Regions from separate parts of the Homo sapiens genome. Here all the other regions are linked to region 2. Evidence: chromatin contacts called from ENCODE Hi-C data. All regions are on one chromosome and are shown on one strand. Each heading gives the region's core, a stretch centred on a gene start or an enhancer-like site at or near the end of the contact. The rest is flanking DNA. Distances are from core to core; before and after follow the strand shown.

Evidence for each region. Hi-C counts contacts between places; a loop is a spot of excess contacts on that map. Pooled maps may share reads with other maps.
Region 1: a loop to region 2 is called in a pooled map, with 6 times the contacts of the local background. The contact joins the enhancer-like site here to the promoter of CD47 in region 2. A Hi-C loop is called at or near these places in 5 of 50 pooled maps.
Region 3: a pooled map shows a loop between it and region 2 (2.7-fold over the local background). The contact joins the enhancer-like site here to the promoter of CD47 in region 2. A Hi-C loop is called at or near these places in 2 of 37 single-sample maps with no recorded cell type and 2 of 50 pooled maps.

The regions. Positions count from the first base shown.
Region 1 is chr3:111,608,812-111,611,670 of GRCh38, forward strand. The region is part of intron 8 of CD96 (CD96 molecule); the gene reads left to right. Among named protein-coding and RNA genes, the nearest start is that of ZBED2, 15 kb to the left of the region's middle. RefSeq lists an enhancer at 1,027-2,226 and a silencer at 1,619-1,668. Within about 2 kb of position 1,545, at least 5 of the 41 ENCODE cell types and tissues checked have a DNase peak (open chromatin) inside an H3K27ac peak, as active enhancers do.
Region 2 is chr3:108,089,308-108,092,365 of GRCh38, forward strand. CD47 (CD47 molecule) reads right to left here and starts at 1,724. Exons shown (of 11, transcript NM_001777.4): 1 at 1,556-1,724. The coding sequence starts at 1,601. RefSeq lists silencers at 1,448-2,197, 2,218-2,267, 2,278-2,337.
Region 3 is chr3:112,115,585-112,118,372 of GRCh38, forward strand. It overlaps C3orf52 (chromosome 3 open reading frame 52), which reads left to right. Exons shown (of 6, transcript NM_024616.3): 6 at 1,058-2,626. The coding sequence ends at 1,062. Among named protein-coding and RNA genes, the nearest start is that of MIR567, 4.2 kb to the left of the region's middle. RefSeq lists an enhancer at 548-607. Within about 2 kb of position 1,301, at least 3 of the 41 ENCODE cell types and tissues checked have a DNase peak (open chromatin) inside an H3K27ac peak, as active enhancers do.

The DNA.
Region 1 (2,859 bases), core at 295-2,794, 3.5 Mb after region 2:
TTATTTAATAGATTATTTAATGCTAAAGAAAAAAGATAAAAATAGATTTCTGCCTTCAGAAAGGTTGCAGTCTACTTGGAAGAGAAGGTATACACACATAAAAATAATAATTCAAAATACTAAGATGAAAGGTGGTGTACCTTACAGAATTAAAATGCCCAGGGAGAGGTACAAACCAGTAAGTATTAGACTTTGAAAGTTCTTTGTGAGTTCATGGGCTCAGAAAATGTTACCCGGGAGAGATGAAATAACTTGACCTTTGAAGTATGTATTGTATATATTTGACTCAGTGGAGAGCTCGAAAGAACGTTCTAAACAGAGAAAACAAAGTGAGCATTTGTGCAGTGACAAAGATGTTTATGGGCATTTGAGAAAGCATCAGTAGATAAGTTTGGATCAAAGAGGTGGTATTGTGTACCAAAAAAACAGGGATGAAAATTGGAAAATGCAAAGTAAACAAAGCCTTGAGCCCCAGTTTAAGGACTCCAAATGCTATCCTTTATGAAATGGGGGAAGGACCTCATTCCACTTTATTTTAGAAAGAAAGTGGTATTATTTATTCATCAAATATTTATTGAGCACTTACTATATATCAGGTACCTTTGTAGGTGCTGTGAATACAGCAATGAACAAAACTGAAAAAAAAAATGTCCTCATGGCATTTATATTCTGCTAGTTAAAAGCAGACATGAATTTCTTCTAGTTGCATTTTTATGGGGTTAGTCTACATACACTAAGTGCTTATATCAGTGCTTACAAACACAATTCTTCTGTGACAAAATTCAAAGCAAAAGAAAGCAGTTGTTACACTTCAGAAGCCTACAATTTAATATAGTTTTAGTATTAATGAAGGAAAGAAAGCACAGTCAAGTACCATATTTGTTTAAAAAGCAGGGGGGAAAAATGCCACCTGATCTACTATCACACTAAGACGATGTAGTTGGGAAGTCTGTGCAGACTCAAAAGACCTCCGTAAAACAAGGTTCCACCACATTGGACCTGAGGATTGTGTTAGATAAGTGGTTGTCAACCAGGGTAATTTTGCCACTCCAGAGGACCTTTGGCAGTGCCTGGAGACATTTTGGGTTGTCACAATGAGGGTAGGAGGGTGCTACTGGCATCTAGTGTATAGAGGCCTGGGATGCTGCTAAACATTGTACAACACAGCCCAGAACAGCCCTCACAACAAAGAATTATTTGGTTCAAAATGTCAATAGTGCCAAGGCCAAGAAGACTTGTTTTAGATCAAGGCTTAGGTGTAATTACAGTAGGTATCTCTTACTTTACAAAATCAAATCTGGATTTCTGTCAAGATGGCAACAATAGTTTATGTTTGGAATAATTTTCTGTTTGATTTTGTATGTCAATAAAACTCATGTTAAACCAGTGGCAGATTATGTCTAAATAAACTTATCTTTTTGGAATAATCACTGAATTACTATTGAAAAATCCAAATTTTGCCTTGGCAAACTGGAGGGTAATTGTGAAATCACACGATGACTTCCTGCCTCAGAAGCTGGTAGGATTCACCTTTGCATGTTCTTTGAAGAAAGGAAGTGAGATGAAGTATGTCACGGAAACCAACTTCAAAGGCTGTGGTTTCATTCCGAATTCTAAGATGTAATGAGCTTTATAATCCAGTCATCATTACGAAGCTGCATGTCTGGCTGCAAGCATCCAATTCTTATTTTTTCCTCGATGAAAGGATATTTTTTAAACAAATGTTGAAGGTCATGAAAGCAATATTCTTTAATGAGGGGAGGAGAACTTAATAACTCATAACAAACTGTAAGAGTTATCCAGGGAAGCCCAGCTCAATTCAACCTGAACCAATTCGTGTTTGCTGAGTCCCAGCTGCATTCTCAGCGCAGTTCAAGGAAGACAGGCTGACAAGCTAAGTGGCAAGATGAGACAAGTCCATGTGGAACAATCAGAGACAACTGATGAATCCAGGGTGGGGCTGTACAGACACAATTCAGGAGTTTCCGTCGCCTTGAGGAGAGAGCCCTGTGCCTTTCAATTCACTGGCTATGATTTGGCTAAGAGTTACGTAGCCTAAGAGATGCCAACCCGGTGTGGCAATCATCCAAGACACTTATTCATGAAACTCATAAGTATGGAGCGCCTACAATGTGTCAGGGACTTTTGAGGTACAGGATACAGTGATGAACAAGACAGACAGGGCTCCTGTTGCTTACAGAGCTTACGATCCTGTGTGACCCACTTGCCTTGCCTCCTGTTTTACTGCCCATCAGTCCCTTTGGCTCTGCCTCCTATTGTTATGTCTGCACATGACCCTTAGACCTGATGATGTTGATTTTAATATTAAGCCCTTTCTAAGGACTTAGCTGGTCCTCACTATCTGGGTCTTTCTATTCCTGGATACTTAGAGTAAAACACTAGGTCCAGTCTGCCTCTAACCCTCAGCCAGCACCCCAGGTAGACATAACTGATCTTCGGCAAGTGGATGATCAGACATTGAGGGGCACAGGGTAAAGGAAGCAACTGACCAGGGGATGCAACAAAACTACTGATTTATGAGTAAGCATGTCAGAAATGGTGGGGGATCAACCCAGAAGACATGTCATTAGATGAGATTAGAAGAAAGTAAATCAGAAATTCGGCAGTTGATAGGGGCATTGGATTCTAGTGTTAACAGGGGAACGCCAGAGAGAGTCTGCAAGACAGTGAGAAGGCTCCAGTGATTTGTTTGTGATAGCAACTTCTGACCCCTTTGCTAGTCATGCCATGCCTGTATTCAGGTGCCTCAATTGCTGTCCAATAGTTTCTGCCTTTATCAACATGTATCTGCTGCTGAAAAGTAAGAAAAGTCAGTGAGTGCTGGGGGAAAGGAAGGGG
Region 2 (3,058 bases), core at 474-2,973:
ACGAGTGCTAATTACATGATATTAACTATTACTAAAGAAGGCCTAACATAAATCCTATCACTCAAAGTACCATTCCAACAGTTCTAAACTACGTGATTTAAATCTAACCTACCTGTTTTAAAAATAGTATATGGTTTATACTTTTTACTTTTTAGGCAGTTTGAATAAATGATACTGTATCACTTCATATCTGGTTCAATATGAAGGCGTTCTGAAATTATTATGCGATTATACAACACATCTCTGAAAGCAGTATTATTTTAGCTATAATGATAGTAAAGGCAACAAGCATACTAAACGTGATGACAGGAAACACTAACATCAACCATTTAGATAACGGAGACCTGGATTCACAGTCCCAACATCCAGGATGCTCGGGGAGGGAGGAAAGTGGTAAGCAGAGACTTAAGGGCATCTTGGAAATACCTAAAGTCACAAGCCTTTAGGAACGGCACACCGAGGCTAATAATCAGTTTAAAATCGAATTAATTTAGCATTCTAGAATAAATGTAACAATTGCTGTCACTGGTGCTCAAGCTGAATTCTGAATCTTATAAAAGTTCACAAAAGGCTCTATGGATGTGAAGTGTGACAGGCACTCACTGTAGAGCTACGAATGTTTCTATTCCTTGCTCAGTTTTTACAGACGAAGCACACGTTTTACAAAAGCGAAATGGATTCCAAAAGCTCGGGGTGGGGGTGGGGGGGTGGAGGTTCTTTGGCGTCGAAAAACACCAAATCCCATTCTGCTGCACATGTTTTGACTGGAGGTTACTGTCTTCCTATTTCAGGCGAAAACCAGATTACTTTTAAAACGGTTCCCCCAAATAAAGTGGGAAAAACTTCAACGTACAATTTAGAATGTATGCAAGTGGCTGATGGGGCGTGAGGGTCACGAGAAAGGAAGAGTTTCCAGCAAGCTTATTTTTAGGATTAAAAACGACAGCAAAAATTACACGGCCGGAAGATTCTTCTGATTGAATGCTGAGTTGAAAATGAAACTTAATTGTGTCCTTTACGTCCTCTTCGCTCCTATGTTCATGTGGGAGGCAAACGGCAGAAACCCCTTCTCACCGACTTCGCCAAAATGCGCACTTCCATCGCAAGAGGCCCGGGCCCTCCCACTCTCCCTCCCTCAACCCCAAATGCGTCTAAGCACTGAGAAGGGAGAGGGGTGCGAAAGAAGGGGATCCCTAGCAGCTGCAGCCCCTTGCCTCTGATCGCGCCCTTTCTTGCTAGTTAATTTTTGCGCGAGGTGCGCGGTTTGGAGTCTTCCTGTGTGTGTGCATTTGGAGATGGAGAACCGGGTGGAGGAGATGAGCCCCGCTCTCACCCAGGGGGAAGAAGACGACCAGGGAAAGGAAGGGAGGAAGAAGGGGGGCGCCCGATTCCCCGTGGGGCCCTCCCACGTCTGCACTTCGGGCGCTCAGGGCCCGAGTGTTCTGCGCCCCGGCCACCCTCTTCAGGGCGCCGCCGGGCTGGCTGGGGCGCAGCCCACACGCCCGCGGGGGCGAAGCGACAGCAGCCGCAGGGCTGGGAGCGAGGAGCCACTCACCGCAGCACGCCGAGCCCAGCAACAGCGCCGCTACCAGGGGCCACATCTCCGCGCCCGCCGCGGGGTCGCCGCCGCCGCCGCAGGTGTCCGGAGCAGCAGCCGCCGCCGCCGTTACAGGCAGGACCGACCGCCGCCGCGCGTCACAGGCAGGACCCACTGCCCAGGCTGCACGGCCGCGCGCACGCGCGCTCCCACTGCTTCCCGCCCGCTCCCCCGCCTGCTCCCCGCCCGCGAGAGCCGCGCACGCGCACTCGGCCCCGCCCCGCAACCGCTGCTGTTGACGCGGCGCCCTCCCCAGTCGCAGGCTCCAGACCCGGGGCCCGCCTGCCCGCTCCACGGAGGCCGGATGCCTGCTCCAGGGCGGTGGCACGCGCCGCGCTTCCAGGTCACGTCCTGTCGCACCCGCCCGCCCCTGGGGTCCGCGTGCTCGCCCGCCGCAGGAGGCTGAACCCTGTGTTCCCACGCTCGCCGGGGACCTCATTGCACCCGTTCCTGTCCGCGGGTCGGTTCCTGCCTTTCGCGCGGCGCTGGGCCCCACTGTCCTCTCTCTCTACTTTTCTCCTCTTTGCTTTCACTCCCACCCTCGCGCTTCAGGGGCCGGGTCCCGTCCCGCCCCAGCCCGCGTCTCTCCCTGGACCCGACGTCCGGCTGCGCGCGTGGACCAGGACACCTAGGCTTTCACCAGCGCCCGTTTCCTCCGGACGCGGCCGTCTAGCGCCGAAGCGGTCCCTGAGCCCGAGGCCGCCACGCCCAGGGCAGGGCGGTGGTCGGGTACCTGCCCGCAGGGAGCTTCCACTCGCCCCTCGCGGGCTCTGCGTTCGGCTCGTCTACTCGCTCTGCTCTTCCCTATGCGGTTCTCTTCCCTCTTTCTCACTTGGTTCTTTAGTGTTTTCATCCTCTGATCAGGGTTAATCAAACAAGTTCCATTCACGGTGGTAAACATTGTTACCTGTGAACACCGCCACCACCGGGACTAGCGAGCATTGTCGCAAACAGGCATTAGCAGCGTATCCAACACATCCCCACCAGCAAGGTTATTGAGCTTGGTTTGTGACTGCCCCATGTGCAGCCCTCTGCGCTGCGCTTGGGTTTAACATGCTTGAAAAATGGGTTCGAAATGTGGCCGCAAGCCACAATAGGGACAAGGCTTTTGAATTTATCGCTGAATCACACAGGCCACATCATTCATCCTGAAGCAAAAGTCTTTTAAAGATACTTTTAACCGTTATCCTAACTGATGTACTCTCTTATCAAAAAGTCAGGCTCTGGTGGCTGCTCTAATGGAGTGCACATCCTGTCCACCTCCTTGATTGTTTTCCTCCTACCTCCTGGGAAAGAAAGCAATTTCCCACCACAATACCCCACTTCTCCAAATCCTCTACACAGTGCGGCTCCTCCCAAGCATCCCATTGCCACAGAAATAAAATCCAGCGTATGAAAGTGGCACTGTCTATGACACTCTGTACCAGTGTATTGTATACTATCGAGCTTCTTCCTGTAATT
Region 3 (2,788 bases), core at 51-2,550, 4.0 Mb after region 2:
GAAAAAAAAATGTACCTACTTCTCCCCACAACACAAAATTGTACAGACAATTTCAGGGATTCCGAGTATTTCCCTGAGGCCAGCCTATGGTCCATTTGGGGTTTGTATATGTGCGCTTTAGAAGCAGAATCCAAAATTAGATTGTAATTTAGATTCCTGAGGGGTTTTGTGTGTGTTTGCTTCTCATTCTCTAATTTGGAAATACGGCGATTATTTTGACCTGACTGCATGCATATTTGGATGCCTTATAAAAATAAAAACTTAAAATATAATGATAAAGGAATTTTTTAAGTCCATCATCCCTCACCCTTCCCTATCTTTGGTCTTCTTCACCTCCTAGATGAGTGGGGCCCTGGGCTAGGAGGGGGAAGTCTGTTTTACAAAGGTCGAAGAATAGGTCAGCATCATGAGTTATTTTGGACACAGAGGAGGTACTTGGTACTGTTCTCACATGGGAAGGAGTCAGCTAGTAGACTGAGTAGGGAAAAAGGGCAAAACCAGGATTTTTGTGAGAGAGAAGAGGAAAAAGCCCCAGGTAGGGAGAATAGTGAATCTTGTCAGTCCTGTCAGTGGTGGCGAGGCTGGACTCCTGGTCTGTAGACCCCGGCGGGCTCCCCCTGTGTTGTGTCTGCTTGGGGCTTTGCATCTGCACCTGCTGTGCCCTAGGGTTCACACCATTTCTCTCATCAGAATTTCTCACAGTATATTTTACACGTTTTAAAAACGGAAATTTTAGAGTTTATGGTTAGATTATGAAAAGGGACTGGATGTTAAAATGTCCTTAGCACCCAAAAACCACATCATCAAAATTATTTCTCATGCATCCTACCCAAACAAATAAGCAAGAAACAATAAATGTCATTTGCCTTTTGAAATGTATTCAGAGCGGTGTGTGTGTGTTGGACTGAAGACTAAATTTCCTCTGTTAGGAATGTATAAACCTTGCAATTTTATCTAAGATTTTACACTAAAATTCAATGAAATGAAATGAAAACGTAAGCATTTAATAGTGGTTTTAAAAATCAGTAACTTTTGTTCATCTGTGTTTTCTTTTTAGAATGAAGTGATGGAGGCTGGTCTCTGTCTGAAAGCAGTGCTCTACCAAGTCCTGGAGATGAAGGGAATTCACTCTGTTTTGCAGAAAAGATTCTGTGGATTAATACAGAAGCACCAGCAACACCAGAGGGGTGGAGACTCCTTTCTCTCCCGATTCTACAGTCTGGCTCTAAGCCCAGTAAAACAGCTCCCGAGCACTGCTTCAGCTGGGTCCAGTCTTGACAAAGGCAGGAAGCCAGCTAGGGTGGGGGCGATAGGGTCAGCGGGTATGTCCCACTGTTGGAGGTCACTGGTATTCTGTTTGTTTTTGTTTTGTTTCGTTTTGTTTTTTGAGACAGGGTCTCGTTCTGTCGCTTAGCTGGAGTGCGGTGGCGTGATCATGGCACTGCTATTCTTGAAGCACTCCACCCACCTGGGCTACTTTTTCTTTAGTGCAGAGGTGCACTGTCTTCTTTTAGGTGGGATCGCGTAAGCATGAGCTGGTAGAGCACGGAGAGGCAGGCAGCCAGGTTACGAAGACTAAGCCAATTATTCACTGAAGTCATCCTCCTCCCCCCCACCATTCGATTTGATCTACCTCTAAGCCAGGCTGTGAAGAAAAGGAAGGCACTTTAGAAGACCTCAGCAGTGTGGTTCTGTGTCTACTTCCATGACCTGTACCTGAGTATCTTAGCCAGCCAGCCTTAGGAACACCACCAAGGTTACTTTGAAATCTATGTATATAGCTAGTTACAGACGGGAGCTATGTGTTTCTTCATTATTTTGCAGCTCCTCGTTGTTCCTGTGATTCCTGAACACCTTTTTGGAAATATGGGTCTCTGTGAGTTTTGAGCACACTACTATCACTTTGGATAGTCACTCCATTTATATTTTTATAAACTTCCATTAGAGAATCATTAAGGCTGTTTAATATCTGCTCTGGATATTACGCATTGGCTTTTTGTTGCCTAGTGCTACAAACCTTCCTGTGGGACTCAGTGTCTTCAGGCAATGATTGTGTATCCTGTTACAGATGGTTGTGATACAAGAAGAACCACTCTTCTTTGAAAATAAACTCTTGGAAGCTTTTGCCAGCTATTTGGGGGGTAGGAGGAATATTAGCAACTGTATTGGTTGTCTACAGATACAGAATTGCCTGTTGTGAGGGAACTGATTGTTTTGTTGGGAAAAGAAATTTACCAGGAGAAAGAGTTTTGTGCTGTATTGTGAGAGATCTCGCCTCTCAGTTAAATGAGCCCTGGGTTAAAGTCAGTGTGAAGGGCAGCTGTGTGCGGGCACGAGCCAGAGTGTCTGCCTCAGACTAGATTTGACTTGAGTTCTTTATGACCCAGGACTCTGGATAATGTGAATTTGCTTTCCTATTTAACTAGAAGATACATGTACTATAGATCATTGTCTCATTTTAGTGATTGTTCCTTAAACTAGTGAAACTAGTGGATTTCTCTTCTTCCTCTTTATTTTCTGCATGTTAAATGTGAACCTTAGTGTATTTGTATTTTGTAGAAAATAATGAAAAATTTTAATGGAGAATGATTTAAAAACATTTACAATACATTATTTTTGCATCTGTGTTGTTGCATTCCCATTGGCTGAGCTTTGGGCTGGGTTTTTGTTTGTTTGTTTTTTGCAGTAAATGGTGTTGAGCATAATTTTTTTCATTTCCCTTAGGGCAGCTTCCTCTTCTGGGTGAATAAGATCAAGCCAAGTTTGGCTGGGGCGGCCTGGGTTCTCC